2 separate regions of the Homo sapiens genome follow, and region 1 is linked to region 2. Evidence: chromatin contacts called from ENCODE Hi-C data. All regions are on one chromosome and are shown on one strand. Each heading gives the region's core, a stretch centred on a gene start or an enhancer-like site at or near the end of the contact. The rest is flanking DNA. Distances are from core to core; before and after follow the strand shown. Region 1 overlaps CREB3L2 (cAMP responsive element binding protein 3 like 2). Region 2 holds the start of AGBL3 (AGBL carboxypeptidase 3).

Region 1 (3,530 bases), core at 877-3,376, 3.0 Mb after region 2:
AACAGCCTCACGGGAAGGGCCCCGTTGGCCCTGATCAAGCACTACACTAGCCCTGGAGGGCCTAGCTCAGGACTGCTTGGTTCATGAGATAAATAGGCCCTTACATGTTTAAATTACCAAATGCTCAAGCCAAGTGACAGATAAGCTTGTCATCTTCATACTTTTATTCTTCTTATTTTGTTGCTCCTGCAGCTTTTTGTTTGGTTTTTCTAAAAGCAAACTTGGGTCGAGTAATAGTTCCTCAAAAAAGCTATGGGGGAATAAAAAATCTACCTACCAGGATATTTTTCTTTCGGTTGGCAAATACCAAAGAACAAACTTCTCCATGAAAGGAGTCTGCGTTTCATGAAAGATCAAAGGTCTCAAAGTCTCCCAAATTGCAAACTCTTCTACAGTAACGTAGCCCAGTAGAGAAGAGCCATCAGGCAGCTCATTAAAGCTTGTCAGCCTCAATAGCTAACATTTTCTTCCTTTCTCATTGAACTCCATTATCAGCAATGAGTTTTGCGGGGAGCTGGGGGTTTTGTTTGTTTTCTTTTGCTTTTACTTAAAATAAAAATGTGTAACTTAACTTCCAAGAGACATTGAGATTTGGGCACAGTTTTCAGTCAGCTCCCTCTTCAAAGACCTACTGCAATTGCCAAAGCAATAATAAGACATTATGGAAAGGGGGAAGGGGGCCCATTCACACGCCAGAATCTCCATATAACCTCTGTTTGATAAAATGCTAGTTGGTCCAGATAAATGGAAGGCACAGGAGAGCAACTTAGAACCTGATTCCCAAGAAAGCAGGACTCAGAGAGGTTCTCTCGCTCAACAATATGTACATCAACTGCTTGGGAACAGCCAAGGCTAGACGCAGTTCAGGCCAGGGGTCGGAGGAAGAACGTGGCTTAAATGCCTTTGCTGCAGTGTATGGACAGCATTCCAAAGGTGCTCTGCCAGGAAGCCCCAGGCCTCGTGGATGGAGAGCGCTTCAGCTTGTCCCTGACACTGCAGGCAGTAGCCCTACCAGGACTGCTCAGTGCCATCCTGCTGTCCCCTACTCACCTTCCTGCTGTTAACAGACCCCTAAACAGGTCACAATCAGCCCCAGAAAGACTATTTTCATTAGGAAAAAATAATGTAAGTGACCTCAGTGTCCAGTGATAGATGGTGTTTCAGGAAATGACAGGGACATGGAACAAGCCGTCCCCTTCTTGTCTTCCCTCTTGTAACTTAAAGAGTGCTAACACCTGCTGCCAACCCACCCCCTCAAAACTGACAAAAACATTTCAGTTCCTCAGAAGCAGGTGCCTGAAAATTTGAAGTGTTAATTCAGTCATGCAAATCAATACCAGGCGTTGAACCTAAGAGGATTCAGGTAAGAACTGAAGAAATATTTCAGGTCTTTTTCCCTAAATGCCTTTCACAATTAGGCCACAATTCAGAGGTCTTATTCTATTTACTCATTTTATCCATGAGTTCAGAATGCAGCAAAAATTTTCTTCCTAGGCCTCTCAGAAACTATTGGAGAAAAAAAAATAGAAGAAAGGAACCGAATATCCCCCATCTAGCGGCCACAAACCAGACATAGTGACACTTTACTTATGTCATTTATCTTCCTCCACCATGGCCTTGTGAAACAGTCTCAGAAAGGTGCTCACAGTAGGGAGAGCCAGAACCAGATTGTAAGCCTAGACTCATTCATTTGTTCATCCATTCATTCACCAAACATTTTACTGGACACCTACCATGCGCACAGCACTGTTCTGTTAGCTGGAGATAAACAGCAGTGAATAAAAGAAAGTCTCTGCTTTCACGGTGTTTCCATTTTGTTAGACGAGAAAACAGACAAGCACACTTATCAGGGCTTCCCAACAGGTATGCCGGGGAGTGCCCCAGCTCCATGGGACTGGGAAGGAGGGCAAGTTGGCAGCAGAGGCTGGAGCGACTGCACCCCTGAGATGGATTCCACCCACTATGATTAGGCTCATCCATTACTTTGACACAAAGCACCATGCAGATATCATCATTTTCCATGACTGCCATGACAGCAGGGCTCGGGGATACTAAAGAAATCATTTGCCAGTGGTGATAAGGGCTATGAAGTTGTGCTGACCGCAAAATCCCTGCTCCTCCTACCAACTGCCTTTTCCAGTGGTTGAGCAATCTGCAGACAAGAGGACAGTCAGAATCCCACACCGAAACTGGGAGGGTGGGAATAAGAAGCTGAAACTTCCTCATGCTCCATCTACCCAGCCATCCCACCCTCATTTCAGTGTCCTCCTAGAAGTCTGTATTTCAGTCAAAAGGAAACACTGGATTTCGACGTGCCTCATGTTCCTCAGCTTGTAAACACAGCTGAGAAACCAAATGGTTTTTTGGCAGCTACGTTTCTGCCCCTCTCTTAGCACACAAGAAAACGTGTCTGTGAAGACTGCCTTAGAACATGATGCCTCGAGCCCAAGGGCGACCCCACTGCACCATGCAGGTAACATCACAGCTGTGCTGCAGCTGTTCGCCTGGAGCTGGTTTGGGCCTTGGCCTCCTCAGCCCACTGCCCCAGCTCTCCCAGCGGCTCCAACATGGGTCTTGGGCTGCAGGAGAGCCTGGAGAGAAAGCTTGCAAACCCAGAGTGGAACCAGAAAAACAATTCCTGGCAGTGCCTCAGAAATGAATACCATTCAGGGGTAGGAAGTAAAAAGTCAAAACTACAAAGATCGGAGTCAGGTTCTTTGGTTACAAAAAATATATACTGTTTCCTCACTAGATCCCATCTCTTTCCAAAGGATAACATCTACTGCCTAAGTCATCTGTAACTGGAAAGAGGGAGGGAAATGCCGCACCACAGTTTGACTTTTTAATGGTACTGAAATCTATAGGTCTGTGCCTAGTCGTTTGAATAAGTTTTCAGTAGCAAAAAAAAACAAAAAACAAAAAACAGGATACAGTCTTCGGTGTTCAAGGCTTTTGTGGCCAATCTGGCTTCTTGCTGGACTACAAAGGGAGGCTTATCTGTGACTAATCTCTAAAAATTAAGTTTAAATCAAAAGCTGCCACAGGTGACCCCAGCTTATGACTCCATATGCCAAAAGTCTGTAATAGCAGGATGCTGATGGTGGGACAGGTTTTGTGTGTTGGGGAGACAAGAGATACACGGGAGCTTTTTGTATTTCTGCTCAATTTTGCTGTGAACATAAAACTGCTCTAAAATGCTTTCTGTTTTTGGAGAGACAGGATCTGGCTCTGTTGCCCAGAGTGGCGCACAGTGGCACAATCATGGCTCACTGCAGCCTCAACCTCCTGGGCTCAGGCGATCCTCCCACCCCGGCCTCCTGCAAGTAGCTGGGACTATAGACATAAGCCACCACACCTTTCTCTACCTTTTTTAAAAGTTTGTAACACGGGTGGTTCAAACTCACAAGACATTTTCTTACTGACATAATGTGATAAAAAGTCATCTGTTTCCCAGTCAGGCCTCAGAAACCCATTTAATTCACCACACAGCTAAACTGTGGAGTGAATCCTAAACTCTGTGTCTCCTTCAA
Region 2 (3,265 bases), core at 619-3,118:
AAATGTCTGGTTTTTTTCCTTGCAATAGTGAACTGTCCCTAGTAGGCAGCAGCCATCCAGTGAATTTGTTATACCAAGGCATGAGGATCTCTTGGGACCAGTAGTTTGAGTCTGCAGTGAGCTATGATTGTGCCTCTACACCCCAACCTGGGTGACAGAGCTGTCTTTAAAAAGAAAAAAGTTGTTAATAAAATAATGAATGAATATCATTTTCAAAGTTTTGCCAAGTTCCTAAGTTTTTGGCCAGGCACGGTGACTCACACCTGTAATCCCAGTACTTTGGGAGGCTGAGGTAGACGGATCACTTGACACCAGGAGTTTGAGACCACACTGGCCAACATGGTGACACCACGTCTCTACTAAAAAATACAAAAATTAGTGGTGGCACGTGCCTGTAGTCCCAGCTAGTCAGGATGCATGAGAATCACCTGAACCCCAAAGGCAGAGGTTGCAGTGAGCTGAGATTGCACCACAGCACTCCAGCCTGGGCGACAGAGCAAGTGAGATTCTGTCTCAAAAAAAAAAAAAAAATCCTAAGTTTTTAAAATTATGCATTAAGATCATTTTTCTTCCCATGGACTACTTGGTATGTGATAATATAACTATTTGGACTAAAAATCACGAGACTTAAGTCTCTCAGCCCTGCCATTAATTTCTTATATAACCTGGTTAGACCATTTCTCAGTTTTACCTTGTACAGCTGACATCCTATGGCTTGCAGCCATGACTAAAATCCAACAGAAAAACAGATTACATAAATAAAGATTTCTCTGTGCATGTCACCTTTAGTGATTTATGTATGGCATAAAACAAGCTTCAACTATAAGAGCTACTTTTCAAGAGGTTGATCTAAGATATACTCTATTAATATTCTCTGGCCAAGGTCTAATCTGGAAGGTTCATACTTTTAAACTGCTGACCTCAAAAACACCTATTTTCAGATACTTACAAAATACAAAGAGATTATGTTAACCCATTTCCATGCTTAAGCCATAGTGCTTTGCCCTTTATTCTACTTTCAAACTTGCTACCATTTATTATCTCCATTTCTACAATATCACGAATCTCATGACATATAACGCTTTGTGAAAAGTGTTTATTTACATTCTTATATCATCAAAATCTAGACTTTTTTTCAGCTGTACTTGGAAAACTTTTCCAAATAGATTACCTTACCCTGTAGAGCTAAAGATGAGGGAAAAAATCAATATGGGATGTTCATGAATAACGTCTGTTAACTAAATGAGACTACATATAGTGATTTGCAGTCATCAGGAAAACAGTGTTAAATATGCTAGCTGACGATTGCTATAAAGAATCTCTGAGCTGATAATTTTGAGAATTCACCCTAGTTCATCTATGACTCTCCATTTAGTATTTAAGGAGAAAAGCCTCATTTTCCAGAATCGAATAAGCGAATTAATCGCACAATTGTGTAGAATGGAACTCAGTCTGTAAAAAATCAAGACCAACGTACTTTTTAATATTCTAACATCTCCAAGTAGTAGTTACAAGTATTGTACCCATGAAGTCCAGGTAATTAATTTGTTCAATGTCACACTGTTAAAAGTCAGGTGGGCTCCAAAGCACAGTCCTAACCAGCATGCTCTACTGCCTCCTCTGAGGCAACAGCCGAAGTGCAGACCACTGGGAATAAATAGCTGCCCGGTCTTCCCCACTCCTAAATTCTCCCGACAGACCCCAAAGCCTCTCTGAGAGCCTCTCTGACCGCCCTGCGGCCCACCCCGAGTTCCCGGCATCCTCTGGGATCCCTCTTCCTGGAGCCAAAACCTACGCAGGCTCCTTTCCTCCGAGCTGGTTGCTAGGTGATCTCCGAAGGCTGTCCGAAGTCTCGCGAGGGCGGACCCGTTGCCTGATGACGAGAGTTGGGAGTGTGGCTGGGGCTGCGGATCTCCAGCAGTGGCGTTACTTCTAGCGGCTGGATACCGGGTTCTCCGCGAGATCGCGAGATCCCGAGATATTCTCCCCGCACGGAAGCGACGACTGGCCTGGCCAGAGGACTCGCGTGGGAGCGAGGTGCCGGCCCCGACAGGACGGTGAGGTATGCAGAAGTAAGGCGGGGCGCCCCCTGCGGGAAGCGAGCGCGCCCCGGAAAATGAGCGCCTCCCCACACCAAGGTGTCCAGGAGTGAGTGCGGGAAGGAACTCGGCCGCCCGGAGTTGTGGCCTCATCGTGCTTCCCGCCAAAAACGCCTTGGTACTGTCGGGACGCGGCTAAGCGTGGACGCGCCCGCATCTGCCCCTCCTCCGCAGTGGTGGAAGACACCCGCGGAGCGCCGGTGGATAAGGGCCGTTTCCTGAGACCAGAGCTGTATCCGCAGCAGGTCAGCACTTCGTGCGCCCTGTGTGCACCTGTAAGGAATGGAATTTAGGCCAGTCGGATTTTCCAAATGTGGAGTTGTGATGCCCAGGCAGAAACTTCAGTTTCTTAGGACTGAAGGTGTCATCTATGAGACAGTCGGTTCCGTGGCATTGGCAGTGATTTGCCATAGAGCTTGGACTTAACTTATATGTAGTCCACGCTCCAAAACACGCTTCCTGTAGAGAGGGGCGTAAACTAATAGATTTGAAATTGTCGAGTCCTTTGGTCTCTCAAGAACGATGGGAACTTGACAAGAAATTTCGATTATTCCCTGGTCTTGATATTACCCACATGGGAAGATACTTGCATAGAATGGTAATGGTCATTACCAATACAACCTTCTGGTAGCTATTTAGATTTCTAAGAATAAGAATAATATAAATGAATATTAGAACAGACAGTATCTACAGAATAATAATCAAAATGTAAAGTCTTGTCACTTGAACTTTTGGTCAAGTGAAAATCAAGGAGAAAACTTAAAATTATATTGCTACATTTCAGTAAGTGACTATAATTTTTAAATTCATTATCTTTTAATGCCTCAGGATCATTCTGAACTTGCTGTGTAGTATTTAATTGTAAATATAAAATGTGAATGATTTGGCTGTATACTCTGGAAATTCCTTTTAATTAAATGATTTGCTTGATTTGTCTTATTGTGGTTGTTGTCTCGTATAGTCATGGAAAATTCCTTTAACTCTTTGAAATTGAAGGTTTTATTAGTTGTATTCTAATTAGTTTTTAGAGAAGACTGTTGTGACTGTTAAATACAATTGAATATATTTTTGAGTACTCATTTAATGTAGTAAACACCTACAGCTTGAAAAGAAAAGCTGTCATATAATTTCCTTAGAAATTGTTTTACAGCCTACCCGTATATTAC

Evidence for each region. Hi-C counts contacts between places; a loop is a spot of excess contacts on that map. Pooled maps may share reads with other maps.
Region 1: a pooled map shows a loop between it and region 2 (9-fold over the local background). The contact joins the enhancer-like site here to the promoter of AGBL3 in region 2. A Hi-C loop is called at or near these places in 3 of 37 single-sample maps with no recorded cell type and 4 of 50 pooled maps.

Annotation. Positions count from the first base shown.
Region 1 is chr7:137,984,490-137,988,019 of GRCh38, forward strand. All of the region lies in intron 1 of CREB3L2 (cAMP responsive element binding protein 3 like 2), which reads right to left. Among named protein-coding and RNA genes, the nearest start is that of CREB3L2, 16 kb to the right of the region's middle. RefSeq lists enhancers at 1,752-1,901, 2,232-2,301, 3,434-3,530. Within about 2 kb of position 2,127, at least 14 of the 41 ENCODE cell types and tissues checked have a DNase peak (open chromatin) inside an H3K27ac peak, as active enhancers do.
Region 2 is chr7:134,984,640-134,987,904 of GRCh38, forward strand. AGBL3 (AGBL carboxypeptidase 3) reads left to right here and starts at 1,869. Exons shown (of 17, transcript NM_178563.4): 1 at 1,869-2,062; 2 at 3,236-3,265. RefSeq lists enhancers at 1,771-2,070, 2,081-2,220, 2,301-2,560.